Linked DNA regions of Mus musculus: regions 1 and 3 are each linked to region 2. The links are chromatin contacts, found by POLR2A ChIA-PET in ENCODE. All regions are on one chromosome and are shown on one strand. Each heading gives the region's core, a stretch centred on a gene start or an enhancer-like site at or near the end of the contact. The rest is flanking DNA. Distances are from core to core; before and after follow the strand shown.

What was found. ChIA-PET counts read pairs that join two places held with the same protein, here RNA polymerase II (POLR2A).
Region 1: POLR2A ChIA-PET joins it to region 2 with 12 read pairs in Patski. The contact joins the enhancer-like site here to the promoter of Lbr in region 2. POLR2A ChIA-PET finds 5 or more read pairs at or near these places in 3 of 5 experiments (Patski and embryonic stem cell).
Region 3: POLR2A ChIA-PET joins it to region 2 with 11 read pairs in Patski. The contact joins the promoter of Enah here to the promoter of Lbr in region 2. POLR2A ChIA-PET finds 5 or more read pairs at or near these places in 4 of 5 experiments (Patski and embryonic stem cell).

Annotation. Positions count from the first base shown.
Region 1 is chr1:182,086,735-182,090,841 of GRCm38, reverse strand. No RefSeq gene overlaps it. Among named protein-coding and RNA genes, the nearest start is that of Gm39719, 7.5 kb to the left of the region's middle. Within about 2 kb of position 1,780, at least 3 of the 3 ENCODE cell types and tissues checked have a DNase peak (open chromatin) inside an H3K27ac peak, as active enhancers do.
Region 2 is chr1:181,839,947-181,843,883 of GRCm38, reverse strand. Lbr (lamin B receptor) reads left to right here and starts at 1,483. Exons shown (of 14, transcript NM_133815.2): 1 at 1,483-1,596.
Region 3 is chr1:182,018,033-182,021,641 of GRCm38, reverse strand. Enah (ENAH actin regulator) reads left to right here and starts at 1,662. Exons shown (of 15, transcript NM_010135.3): 1 at 1,662-2,112. The coding sequence starts at 2,108.

The DNA of each region.
Region 1 (4,107 bases), core at 531-3,030, 250 kb before region 2:
ATGGTGCTGAACATGATCGAGGGTTTCGACCATGACCGTGGTCAGGGTCATGCAGTGCCTTGGGGGCCCTGGCAGCCTGGATGCCCTGCACTTCTGATGAGTCCCTGTAGGCTCAGAACCCTCTCAGGTGACCTGCAGGTTTGTGTGCCAGTTTTTAGAGCCAGGTGAGAGAAGAGAGACACCCCACTCCGTCCACCCTTACCCTCCCCTTCCCCCTTGCCAAGGCTGAGAGGCCCCCATAGCCACACTGCAGCATTTTTCCTGTAGTTGTGGGAACCCCAACTGCCTTGCATTCCCTGGTTAGTGCCTTCCCACACTGCAGGTCGCTCTTCTGTTCCATTGGAAGTCTGTAAATGTAGGCCAAGTGCGATAAGGAGGGGTGGGGGCGTGGCAGGGGCCTGGCCTTTGTTTTCTCCTGCCTCGCTGACTTGTTTAACTCTCCCTGGGTCTATTTCCTTTTCCTTAGGTAAAATAGGAATGGTAATCACAGCTGCCTCCAAAGTGGGTGGCTTAGAGGATTACAGTAGCTACAGCAGGAGACAGCGCTTACCTCGGAGACTCAGCACAATTCGTCCTCACTAGAGAAAACAAAATGAAGACAGATAGCAGCTCCCATTGTGCACACTGGACCCCTGAACAAAACCTCTTCTGACATTAGAGAAATCTGCCACCCTGGCATCTTGGATGGTGTCCCAGGCAGGGATGGGCACTTACTGTCCCATGCCAGCCCTAGGCAGAGACAGCCGGGGCCCCAGAGGACCCAGGCCACTCCCCATCGGAAGGCTGCAGGCCTGGCTCGGGGAGCTGATTCACATTTTGTCCTGGGAACACTGCACTTGGAAAAACATTATTGATTCTGCGGCTCAGGCTAAGGAGGAAGAAGGACTGAATTCCATTACCTAAAGCATTTATGTGGCCTATGTCTGCTCTATTTAAAGAGGCACTCGGCAATCGTTTTCATTACTGTCTCTTCTGAAAACAGTCACATCTCGGTTTTACAAAGGCAGAAGGAGCTGGCTCAAGAACACGTGGCCAAATAGCAAAAGTTAGAAATCACAGCCCTTAAGTTCCATGCAGATCGTCTCACCAGCCTGCTCTCCCCGAGGGCCTGCAAGGGCCTCTCCTGCTTACAGATAAGTCACCGAACAGTCACCAGGGAAGTGCAGACCCTTATGCTAGGCAACATGACCTTGTTTCCTCCAGCTTAGGACCACGGGTGGACTGAAACTGTTCAACCGAATCTTGAAAGATCCTGGTGCCAGCCAGTCCTCAAGGAGGCTGTTTAGACTTTTTCCAGGATCTGTGTCACAATGCAGAGCTCTGGACAGGGGACTTGGGGTGTGTAGGGAAACAGCGAACTGGCCTTGTGTATCCTCCGTATTCAAACTGTGGCAGAGTATATGACCCCATGGATTTGAGGGAGGAGGAGGAGGTCGGGACTTAAACTGGAAACAAAGCCCTGGTCTAGGCAGTCACTGTGCCTCATCTACGCGTGACACAGTTGTTCCGGACCTTTCCGCACAGTAGCTCTTGGCAAAGACTCCAGGAGGAGTGGTTCTGAGCATTGTTCCATCTTCATAGGACCTAGGACGTAGGTACAGATAGCCCAGCTCCAAAGTCTAAGACAGAAGCTTCACCAGGCTTCCCCTGGGCTCCCTCTTGGGACAGTGTGGAATGTGTTGAGTTTTTCCAGATGATCCCAGGCCCAGGCTCTTCACGGAGGAGGCCTGGCCAGCTTCCAGATAATTATAGCTCAGTGCCCGAGCCAGGGCCCTGCTGCCCAAGACCTGGGGACCAAGGCCTTTGATCACAGCAGCGTGACAATCTGTCCTGTTACCGAGAGAAGCATTCTTGTCACGTGACCCTCCGAGATGGGCCAGTTTGTAGAGAGCAGTGTTTAGTGACTGGCTCTCGCACTGCACAGAGAACATGGTGAACCGGGTAGGCTTGATTGCAGAGGGAAACTAAGAAGACAGGTTGTGGCCTCTCAGTTGGTGAAACAGACACCTGAAATAACCCCAGCCCTCAGGCCTGACCCCATAGCTTCCTTGTCCCAGGAAGGAGCTTTATCCGATTCTTGAGAGCACAGCTCAGTTCTCTTCATTATGGCCCCTCTGTGTCCTGAAGCTAGGCCTTTTCTCTCTCCTTTTGAGATATACCCAAGGAGGGGGGTCAGTTATCTGGAATAACTCAAATGTCCCAGTCTGAAGACCACCTGTGGGTCTGGCTCTCCTGGGGTGTTCAGGAAAGGAAGCTAGCTGATCTGGTGCCTTCTGGGATTTGCATGCAGGCATCTGTTACATGTTCTTTAGCTGCTGGGCAAAAACCTCTGTGTAGACACAACCATCTACTAAGTCAGCTTTCAGGACAGGCCTCAGCAAGCCAGCAGCTTGGTGGGAGGCGCCCTGAGTCAGCTCGGAAAGTAAAGCTGACACGCCACCTGACCTCAGAGGTGAGTGTGTCATGCTTTCTGTTCTTCTTATGGCCTTCTCCTGCCTACCGGGGGACTCAGATGAGAGGCTAGGAACCCCTAGAATAGAGCTGGTGGCCACTTAGACACCTTAATATTACACCCGGTGGCTTCCAAGCCCAAATGCTTGACTCTGCCGTTGGGACTCTGCCAGATCTTTTGTAACATTTGAACACAGTCATCGAAAGCACCAGATGACAGAATTTCCCTCAGAGATTGGGAAATTATGATCGGGATGATGGCATATTTCTGGAACCCAGGATGGATGGCTTCCCAGAGGCCAAGAGAAAGAAGGAGGTCAAACTCCCAGATTCCCATCCCTGCTCTCTGGAAGCAGCTCAACCCTTTGTTGTTTTATATACTGAGGCCGGGGATAGAGTTCATTTAAAGGAGAACTCCGCTGCCTCTTATCCTCCCCGCTTCCTGTTATACAGCTTTTTAAAAGAGGAAACACCAAGCCAGGCAGTGGTGGCCTTTAATCCCAGCACCCAGGAGGCAGAGGCAGGCGGATCTCTTGAGTTCAAGGACAGCCTGGTCTACAGAGCAAGTTGCCGGACAGCCAGGGCTACACAGAGAAACCCTGTCTCGAAAAAAAAGGAGGAAAAGGAGGAGGAAGAGGAGGAGGAAGAGAAGGAGGAGAGGAGGAAGAGGAGGGGGAGGAGGAAGAGGAGGAGGAGGAACAGCAAGAGGAAGTAGTGTATTGTTGTGTTGTTTGGTCCTGGGGATGGGACCCAGGGTGTCAGACATGCCAGGCAAGTGCTGTATCACTGAGCTACATTCCCCAACACTAAGAAGTCAAGCATGAGGAAACACTCTGGAAGTCCTTCAGATCTCAGTTGGGCCTCTCTGAATGAGTCTGCACCCGGCAGCTCAGTCTGACTGACCCTGAAAGAAGATTCGTGCTCACATGATCTTCCCCGGCCCTTGTCTTTGTGACAAAGAGAGATCACTATTTGGAATATTAATCCAAAATAATAACCACATATGGGGATCTAACATAGTTCACAGTTAAAATCACATGAAATTAAGGCATAGATTGTCTTCCAACATAGGAGTCATCTTTCTTCCACCAGCCCTGGGTCAAGCCCGAGAAGGAATGGGGGAGACCAGTTCACTTGCTCCGCTCATCTGTGGACAAGTGACCCTCTGGCTACAGATAGACCAAAAGGAGTATCTCAACCTGTTTAGATGGTGGCCTCTTTTAAAGTGAAACGTGAGGCCAGAGCTCCATGCCATCATTGTTGGAGCATTCCCATGGAGGCTTTTGTGCTGTGCCCTGGATGCCCATCGACAGTGCCCTGGCTGGTCCCATCCCTGGGCTCTGCCTCCCGAAGAGTCCTGTTGCATCCAATGACTGTTAACATTTCCTTTCAGCCTTTTCAGGCTGCTGGGTGCGAGCCAAGCAGCAGCTTCGAAGGGTTCATTCACCCCAGAGCGGGGAGCTTTTCAGCGCTGTGAGAAGGCTGTGTGTTTGCAAATCAGCATAGTAGGGCAGAGCTACTGGGAAGCCACTTCTCAGCTCCTCGCACTCCTACTCACTGGGAAACTAACCCTGCCATGTGAAACCTGTCTGGAGTTGTGACACCCTAATGTCACTCATCTCATCTTGTCAAACACCCACCCCTCTGAAGAATGCC
Region 2 (3,937 bases), core at 234-2,733:
TTAATAAAATTAAAAAATTTAAAGTTAAATGTTAAGGAAAAGCAGGAATGAGTTCTGTATGTACCCATGCCTTGCACACACAAACATCTTTAGTGAATATAAGGTATGATGTTGAATTCGTATACAGGCTTATTTGTGTGTGTGTGTGTGTGTGCAAGTGTATACATGAAGGCCAAAGGTTAGTGTAAGTTGTCTTTCTCCAACTGCGCAACATCTTGCTCTTTGAGACAGGGTGTCTCACAAAATCCTAGCTGTTACCAACTGAGTCCAGGGAGATCTGTTTGTCCCCAGCTACCTCTGTCCCCTTCATTATAGTTACAGCCTTTTGAGAGCACCTTCCTCTTGTTTTAATTTTAGTGCTGAGGGTCTCAAGTGCTCACAAAGTTCTTATTCTTTCAAGGCAGGGTTCTTTATCATCTGAGCTGGCTCTCCAGCCTCACTGGCCTGGTCCTTTTGAAGAAACTATAAACCAAAGTTTACAAGGTTTCCCCGCCTCTGGTCTTTTATTTTGTAAGTGAAAATGCTTATATGTCCTGTGGAGGGAACCCAACGGAACCTTGGCTCTGGGTTTGAGGAGTGAAGGATGTCTTTGGTATTAGTAGAATTTATCTCAAACGACATCCTTCCCATGGTGTTTTCCTGTGTTATTTGCCGCAGGACTCGGAGTAGGATTCGTCTTTAAGAGCTGAAGCTTAAGGGATTTGCCAAACTTTACGTTTAGAGGTTTCTTGATGCACACATCTGTGGTTTAGATTTCCACCCAGGGCAACCCCAACGGCAATGACAAATCAAATCGTGGTGAGCACTCTTTCTTAGGAAGGGCTCCGAGGCACGCACTTACTCACTCGTTTGTAGCTGAGAAGGTGACAGCGCTGTGCACCTGAAGCCACGCTGCGGATGAAAAGACTTATTTCAGCCTTGCATCTGAACCCACAGTGCTTCCGAGGCAGGAAGACACTCAGATGTATTTAATAAGGGATGTTGGAAATACCTTTAAAAACAGCACGGCGAAGTAGGGAGCTTTAACGAACTGCTTTGAACTCTCAACCCGAGAGGAAGGAAACAACCAGTGGTGGCAAGTGTAAGGGGGGGGGGGAGTTTGGGGGCTCCGGCCTGGGCCTGCTGGGGTCGGGTCCAGGCGGGACGCGAAGCCCGCGGGCTTCGGCCGTGGCCGGACTAAGCGCGCGGCCCGCTGGCTCCCGAGGTTACACACGGACCGAGAGCCGGGTGACAGCAGCGGACGCTTTTGCCTGGCGTCGCGCGAGCTTCACCCTCCTCCCAGACCGCCGGCCTAGATCGCTCCGCAGGAGGGCGCGAGCCAAAGCGCGGCTTGGTGCCTGGGCTGCGGAGATAAACCGGGTGGGGACGCCGGACGCTCACGAGCGGGCGGGCTGGACGCGCCACTGGCCCTCGACCAATCGCCAGCGCCGGCGATGATTCAAAAGGTCGAGGGACCAATGGGGAGCTCAGGGCAGCCTCGCTAGGGGCGGGACCTCGGGGGCGCGAGAGCGCGGCCGGCTGTGTCGCGCGCGGAGTCGCCGCTGGCTGCTGGTGACTGTCCTGGAGTGGCTGGAGTTCCCGCCGGAGCGCGGCCAGGTGAGCGTCGGCGCGGGACTCCGCCGCGTGTGGAGAGCGGGTTCCCCGGGGCGGCCGGCGAGGCTGGGGCCGCGCGGGCCGGAAGTCGAGCGCGGGTTTCGGATGGCGGACAACCCCCGATCCCCGTCTCGGACGCGCGCGTTGGGTGCCCCGGCCGGGCCGGGCTGGGCTGTGCTCGCCGCGGCTTCCCGGCCCTCGGAAAGCGGGCGGCCTTCGGAGGAGGGGTTAACCGCCTCTGGCTCCTGCCAGGGCGCCGTCCCGCCTATCCGGGCCTCCTGAGTGCTTCTGCGCGGTGACAGCGGACCTCGCGCCTCCAGCAGCTTCGAGGGCCACTCAGTGCGCGCTGGGGTGCGGAGGGCCTGCTCCGGGGCACTTCGGCGATGGCGGGCTGGCCTGGCGTTGCGCCCGCCCGCCCTGTGTAGCGCACTTGGTGTGCTAGGGCCGTGGCTCAGGTGCAGGAGCAGGACTAGATCTGGGGCTACAAAGTAGCAGCTGCTCTGAGGGTTAGAAGATGGGGCTACAGAGAAGCGCGGGATGGAGGACCTAATACGGACAGAGAGGGTGATGATGAGCGTTGACTGGGGAGTTGGGGCGGGAGTGAGTAAGGACTGTTAAGATTAGCGTGCTTTTGGGTATTAAGGGAAAAGGCCACTCTGCCAGGACAGCCAGCTTTCTCCTGCACGGCTCTGAAGGGGCACAGACCCTGCGAACGCCTTCCTGTTTGCGTTTTGCCTAGCAGGCCTGTGCCGGCTCAGGTGTTAAAGGGTAGCTGTGAGCCACCATTTGAGCTTTTTCTTTCTGCCACATTAAGTGAATTTGGGAGAGGGGGGGAAACGATTAAAGATCTTAGTAACGCACCGGAGCATCGTAGAAAGAAATCGGCCACACTGATACATAGTGTTATATTGTACCATAATATGTGAGGCGTTCAGTGCCAAATGACCCTCGGGTTAGCAAGAATCTGGGTTGACAGGAAAAAAGCCTGAGGATTCTTGAATTTCTGCGGTATGTGGTTGAGGGTACAGTTTAGCGAGTGACTTTTCTTTGCAAACAACCTGTTTGTTTAGGGAAGCCTGTGTGCGTCTCTTATGCGTTACTTGGGTGCATAAGAATACACGGGAGTCTGGAGCCTCCTTGTCCTATCCAGTATAATTATCTCCTGTTGGGCAATATTTTGGGATGTGTTATGTAGTTTCCACTGACTGTGTGGATCTTGTGCAAAGTGGCATTCATATCTTGTTGGCAGCCCATTTTTTTTTTTTTTTTTTTGTCTCCTAAGACAAGGTCGTTCTCCACATGCTATATAAAATATCACCATCAGTGTCAGTTCATGGTTTGTGTTGTTGTTGTTGTTTGTTTTTTTGAGACAAGATCTCTGCACAGCCTTTATTGTCCTGGAACACAGTGCAGGCTAGGCAGACCTTCAACATACAGAGGTCTGTTTTCCTCTGCCTCCCAAAGAATGGGATTAAAGCCACCATGCCCTGCTAGTCTCAGTTCTTTTCCTCCCTTTTTTTCTGGGGATCAAATTTTATATTACACATTATAGGCATATTTTTGAAAAATTGAGGCTCAAATATCTACTGGGTGCCTTGATTATGTATTACCTACTATTTAATAAGTAATAGAATTTTTTTTTTTTTAAACTTTGACTTGTGTTCTTTGTTGGACTCATAGTTAATGTGGTGTCTTCAAGATGCAGTAGAGAAACAGCAGTGAGTCTAGGGCCATACCATTCTAATCCTCTGGATTTCATCAGATCTCTGAAGCCAAACAGGATCAGACGTGGTTAGTACCTGGATGGGATGAATGGCAAGGATTGGATGCTTCTGATAGTTCAGAATAAATCTGTTCCAGGGCCTTTTAAAGATGCAGGCGGTCCCCAAGCCACAAAGTGCTCCTATTGCAAGTTTTTGAAGTGTTGTTTGAGATCCTACTGGCACCTTCATATAGAAAGACATTGTGGGCTTTCTCAAACTTTGGAAAGAGTAGGAGAACCTAATTGATCTGGGGAGGAAGAGAGGTGGGGATTCAGAGAAGGAAGCCCAGCACATTTCCTTCCTCTTTGTCCCGGGCAACTTGGAACTGAGTGTTGAAATGGACAGAGTTTTCTGTTGTCACCTTCCTTTTTTGTGCCCCTCCTCCTTGTGCAGATGTGAGCCAGTGCTCTCCTGCTTCCCGAGGGCCCTCATGGTCGCTTCTGCCAGTCTGACTTCATTCCTACAGCTCCCAAGCATACTCCTTATCCCAGAGATGCTATCTCACAAGTTAGGGGGACTGAGGCAGGCTCAGTAATGAACCTCTTATCACCAGATAAGCACTTTCGTTTTCTTTCATCTGT
Region 3 (3,609 bases), core at 413-2,912, 180 kb before region 2:
TTCTAGACATTAGTTAACTTGTTGAATACTTGAGGTGCAAGCATTTTATACAGATGCCCTTTATACAAAGGCAGTGCACCTCAGAGCTGAGATGTTTTTCTAATCACGGCTATTGTACTAATAACACACGAGGTTGTTTGAGATGTATATTTCTGTCTCTTCTCGTAATATGGGCAACAAGGACATTTGGCTGACAGGGCTGTTTTCTCTTCAGTCCTTGGAGATCCTTGAATAAAATGCTCTGTGATGGCAAGCTGTAATTAGCTATGTGGGTGGAAATTAGTGTTCTTCAAGTACACCATGTTTAGAGCAGAGGCACCGTGCTTTTTACTACCCGAGGCCACCCTGGTCCTGTGCCACAGCTCTAGGTCACTGCTTCTTGCAGGGCTTCCTTCCAAAAAGCAAACCGCCTTTGTTGAGCTCTGAAACCAGGAGGCTTTTCATAGTTAAAACAGGTTAAACTGTTCTCCAGACAATTCAGGCATTGACCAAGGATGGATAGGATACGTTAGCTTGTCATTTGAAAGTGCCCAGAATGCCAGCTTTCATAAGTATCTTTAGAACCGCAGCTCATTTTATATGGAACATCAAACTTTTGAATGGATTCCTGCAGTATTGCTAGGTCCTCCATTTTGGATGTAATAGAAATCGGGTAGCTGCAAAAACCCTTTCTAACCTAGTCTAGGCATCTGTATACTGCGCACGAAAGCGGGCTCTCAGTTTTTAAAAAATTTTATTAGATCATTGGATTTGCTGTTTTTCATTCTACACCCCCCGCCCCAAATTCGGGCTTCTCAGAGGCCTCCTGCACCATCTGACTAAACCATTCGCTGCGTTAGTATTTTCTATCTACCTTCTCAAGGAGGTGAGCTCCAGACTAGGTGAAAGACAGAGCATTTAAAATTATCCTCAGTTTCCATCCCTCCCCGCCCCCGGCCGGGATTCCCTTTCAGCTGGTGACGACAGAAAGGGTTCCACGGGCTGCGTCTCTCGCGGCTGCACAGGGTTCCGCGTGCCTCGGGCCACCGCGTTTCCCGACACCGATGCGTTAGCTGTGTGTGTGTGTGTGTGCGCGTTTATGCGCGCGTGTGTTTGTGCAGTCATCCCAGTACTGTGCGCGCGTCGGCCGGATCCCCAGGTCCAGCACGCTCGGGGGTCCTCGGGAATCCGGGGGACGACGATGGCCACGTTTTGCGTGTTCGGAACTCTCCTACATCCCGCCTACATCCCACGGGTGGGGGTGGGTGGGAGGGAATCACATCGCGGCGGGGACGCGCAGAGGGGGATGCCGGCCCGCGCGCCCTGGTCCTCTCCGCGATCGCGCCCGGCTCGTCACGCCCCCCCCAACCCCCCCACCGCGGTTCGCTCCTCACCTCAGCCTCCGGGCTGCGGGAAGGCCGCGGCAGGAGAGCGCGGTCAAGGGCAGAGCGGGCGCCGAGCCCCCCTCCGACCGCGGGGGGCGCGGAGCCGGGTGGGCGGCAACAAAGGGCCGTGGCCGCACCGCCGCCTCGCCTCGGCCGCCGCCCCGCAGCCCCCTCGTGCGCAACGCCCCTCGCCCCGGGAGGGAGGGGGAGGGGAGCGGGCGAAGCGGGAGCGGCGGGGGCGGCGGGAGGAGGGCGGCGCCTGCGTGCTCCTCCGCCGCCCCGCCCCCGGCGCCCCGCGGCGAGCCCGGCTCTCCTCCCGCGGCTGCAGCAGCTGCCGGTTCCTCACGGCCTCGGCGGCGGCGGTGACGGCGGCGCGCTCGGAGCGGCCTCTGGAGCGGCGGGCGGGCGGACGGACGGACGGACGGACGGGCGCGCGGCCCCGGCGGCTCCCGTCTGAAGCGGCGGACGAGGCTCGGCGGGGAGGAGGCGGCGACGCAGGCGGAGGAGGCGGCGGCCGCCGGGGACCCGCTCGGCGCCTCGGCCCCGTGCCCCGTCCCCAGCCCGTGGTCGCTCGCGCTCGGCGGGCCGGCGCCTCGCCTCTGCGCGCGGAGATGGTGTAGCCCGGCCGCCGGAGCCGGAGCCGCCTCTGCTCGCGCGTCCCCGCGGCGTCCGCCTCCCCGCCTGAGAAGAGACCCTCCGCTCGGCGGCTCCCGCGCCGGGGAAGCCTCGGCGCCGCCGGCACCATGAGGTGAGGGGCGCGCGGGCCGCCAGCCATTGTGCCGCGGCGCCGCGACCGCTCTGCGCGGACCCGCCTGCCCCGGCCCGCGGCGCCGGCTCGGCTCTCCCGGCTCTTTCTCGCTCCCTTTTGTCCCTTCGGGTTTCTCCGGTCCAGCTGCCCTGCCCAGCCGCTCTGATTTGGGGGAGGGGGCTCCTCCCGGTGTCCCCCTCCGATGCTCTTCTTTTACCCAGGATTTCCCTTCCTCAATTCAATATGCCAGCTCCCTCCCTCCCTCCCCCAGCCTGGGTTAACGAAACCCAGGAGATGGGGAGGGGCTCGGTAGTCGTAGCGTGCTCGTTGCCGAGAAACAGGTATTTTCCGTACATCTGTAAAAATTCTCTGCACTTTTAGTACAAAGCTCTAGTGTTTAATTAAAAGGGGGGTGGGGAGGAAAGTTTGGAAGGTTTGAAATCTCTGCGGGGAATAAAGTGCCTCTGGTAGGGGTAAAGCGGAGGAGCGGGGAAAGGTGAACATTTCTCGATGGTGGGGGAAGGGAGAGCATTTACTAGGTTTCCTCTGGCGGGGGACAGTGTGAGGCTGGGATAAGTTGGTTGAGGTTTGTAAGCCCGGGCGGGGGAGGGTTTTGTTTGGAAAGCCCTTCTCTCCGGTTCGTAGCAGCCTGTGTTGCATTGCAGCAGAAGCGGCCGCGTTTCCCTTCCTCTGTAATCAATACAATTATTTATTTATTTTTCAGCCCCAAAGGAAAGTCTTGGATGTACCGTGGTGAAATGCTTTTTGATTGATACGGTGAAACATATGGTGTGATGTTTTTTAATTTTTGTCTCTCCAGTTGTGTAGGAGAATAAACCATGATGTGGTGTGTCACTCATTGGCGACCACCCACCCCAAGCCTTTCCTAAGGTTGTTTTGTGTCCATAACCTCCCGCTTTTGGATTGGTGCAAGACTTAGTGAGAAATAGGACCTCGTAGACTGAAGGCTGATGCATTTTGCGTACTCATCCTTAAAGGCCTCCCTTTTAGGTTAAACAATTGTGGATGAAGTAAATTCCTCCGTTTCTTCCTCCCTCCCGAGATAGTCTTTCAGTTCATTTGGATTTGAATCTCCTTTGTGTTAAAGATTAATGGCCGACGGTTGCCAAGACCTTTATAATGTAATGAAATGAGATTTGAATAATATCTTCAAATTCCTTCTCTTTGGCCTGAAAATCTTGTCATTGGAATTTCCCCCCTTATTTCTGTTTGAAACTTTAGCTTTTATATCCCCCTCCTCAAAAAAAAAAAAAAAAATCAGGGTTGAACACAGACCCGTTACAATTTTAAGTATATTTTTGTGCTGTGTTTACTTAAGCTTACTATGAATTTTTCTGATTCTGGGTGACAGATCTTTATGTTAGTGTTAGATTTTTGCCAAGTGACCCCTTTTCCTGGGTGATTTCATACAACTTATTTCAAATGTTTAAAAAGTAATTAATGGCATAGAAATCAAGATTAATCTTTGTAAAATGC